2 separate regions of the Homo sapiens genome follow, and region 2 is linked to region 1. Evidence: read pairs that join two places in POLR2A ChIA-PET (ENCODE). Cell type or tissue: endothelial cell of umbilical vein. All regions are shown on one strand.

What was found. ChIA-PET counts read pairs that join two places held together with the same protein. Peaks named below come from ENCODE experiments on the same cell type or tissue, not always from the same donor. Only the 100,000 strongest peaks of a DNase experiment are listed, where the experiment ranks them.
Region 2: POLR2A ChIA-PET joins it to region 1 with 7 read pairs; 1 of 35 experiments calls an interaction of 5 or more read pairs at or near these places.

What each region holds. Positions count from the first base shown.
Region 1 is chrX:15,513,778-15,518,777 of GRCh38, reverse strand. It overlaps BMX (BMX non-receptor tyrosine kinase), which reads right to left. Exons shown (of 19, transcript NM_203281.3): 5 at 2,547-2,666; 6 at 785-849. It also overlaps a transcript of ACE2 not described here. Among named protein-coding and RNA genes, the nearest start is that of BMX, 15 kb to the right of the region's middle. In endothelial cell of umbilical vein, no CTCF peak of the experiment used is centred here; a DNase peak (open chromatin) is centred at 2,577; H3K27ac peaks cover 3,679 bases.
Region 2 is chrX:13,774,749-13,779,748 of GRCh38, reverse strand. It overlaps GPM6B (glycoprotein M6B), which reads left to right. Exons shown (of 8, transcript NM_001001995.3): 6 at 2,324-2,397; 7 at 3,446-3,511. Among named protein-coding and RNA genes, the nearest start is that of GPM6B, 40 kb to the left of the region's middle. In endothelial cell of umbilical vein, no CTCF peak of the experiment used is centred here; a DNase peak (open chromatin) is centred at 648.

The DNA of each region.
Region 1 (5,000 bases):
CATGATAGAAACAGCTATGTGTGTCTTTTTTTAATTAGACCTCATCTTCCTTGGAACTAACTCTGAAAGGGCCATGAATCTCAGCCCCCCCAAAATCCCTCCCCAAAAGCATGCTGCCAGGTGATGCAGGCCCAAGCTAGGTGACAGATGTTTAACTTGGAATGATGTTTGCAGTCATGTGATAATAACATTGGATGGAACAATTCAGAGGCTGTTCTTATGATTACAAGTAATGGGGACATTTTTATCATTTGAGAATGACTGCAAAACTATGGAATTTGGCAAAGACTTTATTTGGAAGCAGGGAAGAAAGCCCACTGAATAGCTTTGAAGGGATAATGGAGGGAAAGAATTATGTTGTTTTCTGCTTTTGTCCTATAGAGTTTCATTTCAACACCAGGATACTTCCACAAAGCAGTCTTGGCCATGTTGATGGTAAGGAAAGAATGACAGCTAATAACAGCTGCCTGTTATGTGTGATGCCATCTTAAGGACATCTCCCGCATGCACCCATTTTTTCTTTTTTTTTTTTTGGTGACTATTTATGGGCTTACTGGCTAGGAAAAGACACAACAATGAAATGCAAAAATATGAGATATTACAATGGTTCTATATTTGAATCCGCTATTCAATACCACCCATAGCTATTATCTAGAGCTCATGGTTTTTCTCTCTTTGCTGAGAAGTCTAAATGAATTCCACATTTTCTAGTCTTGAATCTGGCAACTCTTGGTTTATTTAATATATCCTGACCATGAAAAACATTTTTAAAATGTTGACTTACCACTCTGTCTGGGAAGGTGGGAACTCTGTGTTTCTCTTCATTGACTGCAGTATGCAGATTAGCATCTGAACATTAAAACAAAGTAATATCAGAAGGAACTTTAAACAAAACAAAGAGAAACACTCAATGTTATGAATTAAAAGAATGAACCAGCTTGTGTGAGCAATACTCCAGATTAAGTGAATCCAGACACAACATCTGGAGTGATTCTGTAGCTTTCCTATATAAGGCCCAACTCCTATGTAGGCCATGTATCCTGGAAAGAGGATGGATCAAGGCATCTTGGACAAAAAGAAATAAAGACACCTAACTTTTTCTCTTTTAGTTGTTATGCCCATGGACTTCCCAGTAGCTCAGCAGAAGAAGCCAAGGGAATAAATTATACTTGGACAGATAGACAGTATTACAGCTGCTCAGGAGCTGCAACACCTCTACACTCTGTAGTTTTCCTCAGAGGCACAGCACCTGTGGCACCCAGAACACATGGTGAGTGTCATCCAGACAGAGCCTAGGAAGGCAATCCCAAGGCAGTGCTCTCTCTGGCCTTTTTCCTGCTCCTTCCAGAAAGTTAGGGCATTGTCAAAGCTGGAATCTGACCTGCTAGGTAATGATAATAGACCAAATAGACCATAGACAAAACCACTGGGGAAAATGATTAATACCATAAGGAGACATTACTCCTCAGTCCCTTACAGTGGAGCGAAGACCCATGTGCAACCAATCTGTATAGTTCATTAAATAACTATAATTCATGAGTATATAGAGCAATGTGATCTAGTTGAGATTAATAAATATTCACTGTATAGTCTAATTAAGATGGAAAACACAATGAATATTTATTAATTGATTTTTTGGGGGTAAAATGACCAGTATTAACATTAACATGATTGTTGGGTATCAATACTGTCATGAAGTGAATTTAAAAAATATTTTATGTGCCTGTATCTTTTCCATTTCATGAAGTTCTATTTTGTAGCTGATCTCATTCAATTCTTTAAAGCCATTGTAATCCAGGCATATTTTGTCCAGGCTGGTAAAACTGTTACCAAAATAAGTTATCCTATTTTGTATTTATCAACAACTTTATGTTAAATAATTATAAACTTTAAATACATATAAGTCCCTCTTGTTTCCCTGGGAGTACAACTCTGGATAGAATCTGATTTCACGTAAAGCAGCCCCTTCTCTCATGTCATTAAGAAATTAACACACATATAGAGAATGGCGAACTGCTTTAAATATATATTTTAAAATTTGACCATCATTTTAGTATACATGGTGATGAAAAGTGTTACTTAAGTTATATCTTTTTTTTTTTTAATAATGTTGTTTTTTCAGTTTGTGATTTTCGTTATTTATACGAAGAGCGAGCTGGTTTTCTTACCAAACTGGAAACCTAGCTGTTTGAACTATGATGACATATCTAACATATTCTACCTTTTTGGAGTTTATCTTGAACCAAGAAAAATTATGGGAGGAAATAACAGCTCATTGCTTGATTAATGATTCAAATTTTTAAAATGTTTCTCATGAAATGAAAGAATGGCAGATGTTAATATTGTTATTATCTTAATGGCCATGACTCAATTGACCCTAGAATGAGATTTCATTTGTCACATAGCATCTGCAAGGCTGAATTTTCATGATGCCAACCAATCTGGCACATCTTGTTTTCTGGCAAGCTCTTCTGGCCTCTGGCAGGTTTAGCCTAATGGAGCACTATCCACCCAACGTCCAGTCCAACAGAGGAATCACACATTACATGCTTCCCAGAGGGTACATCCTGGGGCTGCTTTACAGCTCTGCTGGCAACACAGGAACTTCCCGTCCACGAAGAACCCACTATGGTACTTGACCAGCAGGTGGGGGTTACCCCTTATCTCTGAGGAGCAGACAGGAAGAAAACAAGACGTTAGCAAACGTTGATCCAAGAGGAGAAACATTCAGTAAGTGCTGTTATCACAGAACAATAAAAACCCCATTTGGCCAGCAACCAAGGTAAGAGCAAATGGTTCCGGAAGGATATAGGTCTTTCACTCAACAGTTAATAAGCCAAAAAGAAAAAAGAAAAGTCTAACCATGAGTATGTTGAGAACAACACAATTACATATCATTTTTGAAGAAAAAATAACTAGTAAAATGCATATACAGATCAGCTTGATGTTAGGATTTTAGAGATATATCTGTAAAGAAAGTGAGTGGGTTACAACACATGGTGTTTTCTTGTGGCAGAAGGGGAAGGGTGGGGCTAAATTTTAGCAAAAGGTTCTAAAAAAAAGGCCTGAATAAACATACACTTCCATCTACTTTTTATTGTGAAAATTTTCAAATGTACAGAAAAGTTGCAAGAATAAGATTAATACAATGAGCATCCATATGCCTTTTACCTAGATTCACCAATTATTAACTGATTGCCACATCTGCTGTATCTCTTTCTCTCTGTACATATGTATTATTCTTTAAATTTTAAAATCATTATTATATTGTGCTTAATAATTTATGAGGAAGTAGTAGATGGTATGACCTAAATAATGTCATCCATAAATGCTTCAGCACATAGCTTATATTAACAAGGATGTTCCCTTATATAACTGTAATACGATTATCAAACTCAGGAAATTTAACACTGATACAATATTATTATTATTATTAATTTTTAAAATTTTTTAATTTTTATTTTACTTTAAGTTCTGGGATACATGTGCAGAATGTGCAGGTTTGTTACATAGGGATACATGTGCCATGGTGGTTTGCTGCACCCATCAACCCATCATCTAGGTTTTAAGCCCCCCATGCATTAGGTATCTGTCCTAATGCTCTCCCACCCCTTGCCCCTCATCCCCCAACAGGCCCTGGTGTGTGATGTTCCCCTCCCTGTGTCCATGTGTTCTCATTGTTCAACTGTCACTTATCAGTGAGAACATGCGGTGATTGGTTTTCTGTTCCTGTGTTAGTTTGCTGAGAATGATGGCTTCCAGCTTCATCCATGTCCCTGCAAAGGACATGAACTCATTCTTTTTTATGGCTGCATTTATTATTTAAAATATATTTCATCTTTAAAATTTTTCTAATTATTCCAATAATGGCCTTTATAATCACTCACTTTTTTTCTGATCAAGGATCCAATTCAAAATCAAACATGGCACTTAGTTTCCCTTAATTTAGAACTGCTTCTCATCCCTTCCTTGACTTCTGTGACTTTGACATGTTTATACTAAGGAATGAATGGTTTATGGGGCTACTTTCCTAGGAATATGTGCATATTTTAAAAAGCCACGGGAATAGGGCAATGTATAATTCAAATAAATGAAACTGTAATCTATAACAAATTAGCCTCTTTTGAAATACAACAGAGAAACCTACAAGATCTTAGTATATTTTAAGAAGAGTATCTAGGTGAGAAGGGCTGGTTCTATATGTGCCTTTAACTCTTTCTCTCTTGACCTTATGTTCATCTTGAGATTTCCTTATGTTGATCCCAGGAGAGTTATGCTTATCCTTACAGTCCTGACTCAAGGAAGCGTATGGAGATAATAATTACTTTGCTGGGTCATTGGGAGGCTGTTAGATAATGTATGTAAAGCACCCAGCAGTGTTTGGCCCAGAGTAAGTAGGTGTTCAATAAACAGTGGGCTTTAGTGATATCATTCCCTTAATTTAACTTAGCTCAGTTTAGCTGAAAATGCTGGCATTAAAAAACTTTACTAATGAGAATTAAAGGGAAATTATGACAGAAATCACAAAAGGCAAAAAGAGTTAAAATTATAAAACGTAAGTTTCTGATTTTGGTTCCAAATGGCCATTGCAATCTCTTGGGCACATTACTTGCCTTCCTGCTCTCTAAGCTTCTGGCCTCCACATGTTGGGATTCCTATTATTTCCTTACTACATGGATTTGGTTTCCTGGGTAACTAATTCTTTTTCCAACCAAATCCAAAAGTCTACATTGCAACAGTCTCACCACCTAATAACGACAATAAGAGGAACTCATATATTCATATATCCATAGGACTTTACATTTATGTATTTTCCTTTACATATGTCCTCTAATTTAATCAATTCAAGAACCTGAGGGGTAGCTATTGTTATTACACCTCTCACAGAGTTAGGTAAACTGAAGTGCAGAGAGGTAGTACAATTGCTCAACTTCACAAGCTTAATAAATAGCAGACCTGAGACTCAGCCTCAGGCTTTTTCTACTACATTATGATGTACA
Region 2 (5,000 bases), 1.7 Mb after region 1:
TATTACATGCGCATCCTTTTAATTGTCATGATCTGTTTCATCCCTTCTATTAGAGTAATTTTATACTTTTCCCTTCAATATGCTATTTTCTGGGTGGAAACTTCAGGGAGGCTTTTAGCTTGCTAGGTATCAAAATTTCGTTATATTTTCATGTTAAGTGTGTAGTGAAAGAAGCTTTTCTTAATATGAAACTACTTTATAATGCAGTTCAATCAAAAAAGACTTCTGGATCTCCGCTACAAAAAGATTGTATTTTTTCTTTATTTTCAGTTTTATAACATCCAACTTTCCATTCAAAATAATATTGCACACATTGTATAATTCAATTAATTTGCACATCCAACTCCTCAAATCTGGTCTTTTTAAAATGACCAACTGCTTAAACTTCATCTGTATTGAAAAATACAACATTAGATCCAGCCATATTTTAAAGTCATCAGAACATACTCTATAAATCATTATCAGCTGTTAGAAACCAGTTCAAACATTTTCTAATGAGTGAGATCCTTACAATGGGGATCTAAGGTTGGTTCATTGTGACAAACCCCAGAAGAGACCACTGGCTCCTCCTGTCAGTTAATTTGGGACTTGACTTCGCTGCTGAGTAAGAGAGGGCAGCTGAGTAAGAGGGCAGCATCCTGAGGGAGGAGTCTAATTACTGCTTCCAGCCACCATGGTAGGAAATCTTTTCTTGGCAGAAACAACCGGGGGTGGGGGGGAATAGCTTTCATCAGAATTGAAGAGGAAATAACTGTCCTTCCAGAGCTTTTCTGAAGAGAGATGACTATTTCATTTTTGCTGTTTTTCTCATGTGGCTTAGTCTCAACATCTTACCTTACAACATAATACTAAATTTGCTTGAAACTACCTATCAGACTAACCTCTTCTCACAAAGACCAAGGCTGAACAACACTGTTCTTTATGATAGAGCTAAAAACGGAGCCTAAAGTTGGCTGTTAAAGTTATTTGTAAATGAATATCTAAATGTATATCATTCTCCTATTCCTTAAAAGTAAGTGTTTTGCCACAAATTTTTGGTAATCAGCAATCATCTTTTTAAATCCTCTATATTTGCCTATTTATTGTTATAGTTACTGGTTTCACTGATAATTTGGGGTAATTTCCCATGCTTCTGAAGTATAAAGATGTACTCTTGGCCCGTGTCAAGGATGAAAGGAATAAGGATTTTTTTTCTTCTAATACTCCTTTCCTTAACCTCCTAGGAGTGTTTAATATTTAAGCACAAACTTATGCATTAAAGGGGAAAAAAAGCAGCAGCCCACTGGACAACTGTCATTGCAGAGGAGCCTCAGGGTTTAAGTGAGAGAGAAATCATAGACTCTGCTTGTCCCACCCTCTGGGGTAAAGGACAGTAGTGTTTTTTCTTTTTAAAAAATTTCCGGCCACGCACGATGGCTCATGCCTGTAATCCCAGCACTTTGGGAGGCTGAGGCGGGTGGATCACGAGGTCGGGAGTTCAAAGACCAGCCTGGCTAAGATGGTGAAACCCCGTCTCTACTAAAAATACAAAACTTAGCTGGGCATGGCGGCAGGCACCTGTAATCCCAGCTAGTTGGGAGGCTGAGGCAGAGAACTGCTTGAACCCGGGAGGTGGAGGCTGCAGTGAGCCAATATTGCAGCACTCCACTCCAGCCTGGGCGACAGAGCAAGACTGTCTCAAAAAAAAAAAAAAACAAACCAATTTGATTTTCAGTCCAAAAATATTTTCTAATACGTTTATAAGACATAATAAAAATGAATATAAAAACAAAGACAAAGTACAAATCCAGAGTTTTTTATTGGATTCCCACAAACATAAATTACTCCGTCAAATTGCCATGAAAGTTTGAGTGTATACTTGCAATTTTGGAACTTAACTCCTGGCAGACCAGTAACAGAGCTTGGACAGCAAGGCCACAGACCACAGCATTCATGAGGAAATGTATTTTGACCTCAATGTGATAAAATGCTTTATGAGGGGGTTGTCCTGCAGTAACTATAGGGAAAGCCTGGCTTTGAAAATTAATGTTTACAAATATGAACTTCCAAATGTGAACCCTCACTGAATAAAGCACAATTTGTAGGGGAAAAAAATATCAGGCTGTTTAAATCTCTTATGGACTAGTTGGCTTTGCTTTTGGCCTATTGTTCAAATGGGGCTATTTATTCCAAAATGCTTGTTCTGCAGACAGCAGATCCATCAATTCTTAATGAAGAACATAGCCTACAATTACACTGTAACTGGCATCCGAAGTGGTGGGGTCTGTTAAGAACATGAGGCGCTATAGTTTGTACTAACATCCTATTGGGGTTCATTTTACAGGTATCATTCCTTGGAATGCTTTCCCCGGAAAAATATGTGGCTCTGCCCTGGAGAACATCTGCAACACAAACGAGGTAAACTCATCACAGTTCAGAATAACCCTTGAGTATTAGGCTGAGAAAAAAGGGTTCTCCCAGCTGTAGAAAGAGCGAGAGAGATGGTTAAAATGCCATTAAGGAAAGCTCCTTGTTTAGAATCTTTAAGATAGAGCTATATGTAACCATCACTATTCAGCCATTTTTGACCTACAAAAATGGTCACTTCATATGGTCCAACACATTTGGTGAGAATCCTTAAGAAGTGGAGGGCTTTTCCTTTGGGCAATAATTTAGAGGTGATCCCAAACCTAGAAATCTAATAATATATCTAGATTCTTCTCTCACCTCTTCTACTTCTACTCTTTCTACTTTGAAAGATTTTCAAAGTAGAACACCTGTCACAGAACGGATGTAAGTTAATTTTCATAGAGGAGTCCCTCTATTTCATAGAGGAATTTGTGTATATACCCAACTTTTAATAAATGAGGCCACAGTTAATCATTTATATTTCTGGAATGACTTGCTACTTCTCTAATTCTCATTCGTCCTTACTAGGGAGTGTGTCCTAACAATTTGGTTTAAATTGTCTCAGCCCTAGAACATTCTTCAGTCATTGGCTTGTAACTGTTTATAAAGGAAAATTCTTAAATGCATTCGTAGGTGCTTGTATATTTAAGAAAATCCTGGCAAGCTTTTAAGAAGCAGTGAGTTACAGAAATAATCAGCTCCTACCCTATCTGACTTGTCAATTTGTATATCCATAATATGCAGTGGCTTGAAGCAGGGCTCCCCACCGTGGCTGCATGTTACAGCCATCAAGGCAGCACTATGTTATACTGATGGCTGAGGCCCAGCCCTTAGGTATTCAGATTTAATCGATTTGGGGGGCAGTCTGGGCATCAGAAAGTTTTTAAAGCTCCTCGGGTGATTCCACCATGAGGCCAGAGCATGAAGAGAAGGCAGGCCTGTGCCCAGTCTTGCAGAGAAGAGCTGCAAAGGAGACAGATGAAGCAGCACCCCACAATGAGTGTAGGCCATTTCATTTAACATCAAATGCTTATGTTGATGCCCTGTTCTTTTGTAGTTCTACATGTCCTATCACCTGTTCATTGTGGCCTGTGCAGGAGCTGGTGCCACCGTCATTGCCCTGGTGAGTAATGGCCCCAAGACCACCCTAGTCTAGCCTCCTCCCTCCAGCTTCTAAATGACAGATTTCCCTTCCAGCTTTTACCAGCCTATTGAAGCCAATGATTCTGGCACTCAACCTTGGTTAACTGGCGCCTGTGTTAACTTACCACATGTAGTTTACAGAAAGTATTAGTTGGTTGCCTTGGCACTGATTGTAGGTGATGTAATTTGGACTCTGGAAAGAAAAGAGGGTATCAACACCTATCAACTAGGCCTAGCATATTACCTTGTTGCACTGAGCACTTAGCTTCATGACTTCAGTCGCAGACAGATGCAATGCTCACGTGAGGCATTACCCATTTCTTTGCCAAGGGATATTAATTTACAAGTGGAGATATGCACATATACATACATTTATATAGTCACTCATACAGGGTAGCTGTGTTCCATAAAGTCACCTCAAGCAATGAATTAGCGAATGCTGGACCACTGCTCCTAGGGGAAATACATGGCTAGGTTTCTGTGAGCCTCTGGTCACATCATTTTCAGCAACCTATCAACACATAAGCTTGTTTCGTGTGTTTCTGTGTAAATACACCGTATTTAATATATATTGTTGATTCCTTAATATTGAATTCATGGCCAATAGCTCTATCCCTATGCCTGAATGAAGCTTCTCTAATGAACATTTTCTCTGGTCAGGCAGTTTGCAACCTTCTTGCACTTAGGGACTCTAGACAGCACTGCAGCACTATGCTTGGGAGCCATTTTAAGCAGCAAAATCACCCACAAAATGCACAAAAATGTGAAAAACGTGGCACTAAATATACTTCGAGTATACTTATTTACAGTCTGAGAGCTGAAACAAGAAGGCAGAGTATTGCCTTGTTCAGCCTCAGCTGGGAATGTGCATACCGGGCAACTCAACTTTCACCGCTCTGCACATGTCTGCTAATAACTGCGAAAGAAGTGCCTCAAGTATTAAGGATTACAAATGAATCTTAGCAAGTAGGCAGTCACAAATGTGGAATCTACAAGTAATGAAAATCAACTGTATAAATACACGCTCTTATGTATGTATGTTTGTATACATGTAATTTTGGAGGGCTTGGTTTGTGATTTCAGGAAAACCAACTAAGATTGGTAGAGCAAGGGAAAAATCTCAGCTGCTTGTAAATTATTCATTCCCAGTTTTTCTGACCATTAAATCCCCTTAGAATCTATGAAAAAAACCACCTTTAAAATCATGGGGTGACCTGTTCTTTTGGTTGAGCAACAGGGAGGAAAGATAACTGCCTGCTGCTGAGCAGGTGGTTTTGGAAAGATGAGAGGATTAAGGCATTTAGCTTCATCCTTCTCATGCTGTTGACCCAGCTCTCTGTCTTGTTATTCTTGAAACGCATCCAAGTCCTTTTAGTAAACTCACTGAGGGCAGAACCAATGACTTACATTGTACATGTGTGATGAGAAAAAGTTTGTGTGTGCTAGATAGGAAAATTGTCTGTTGTGAT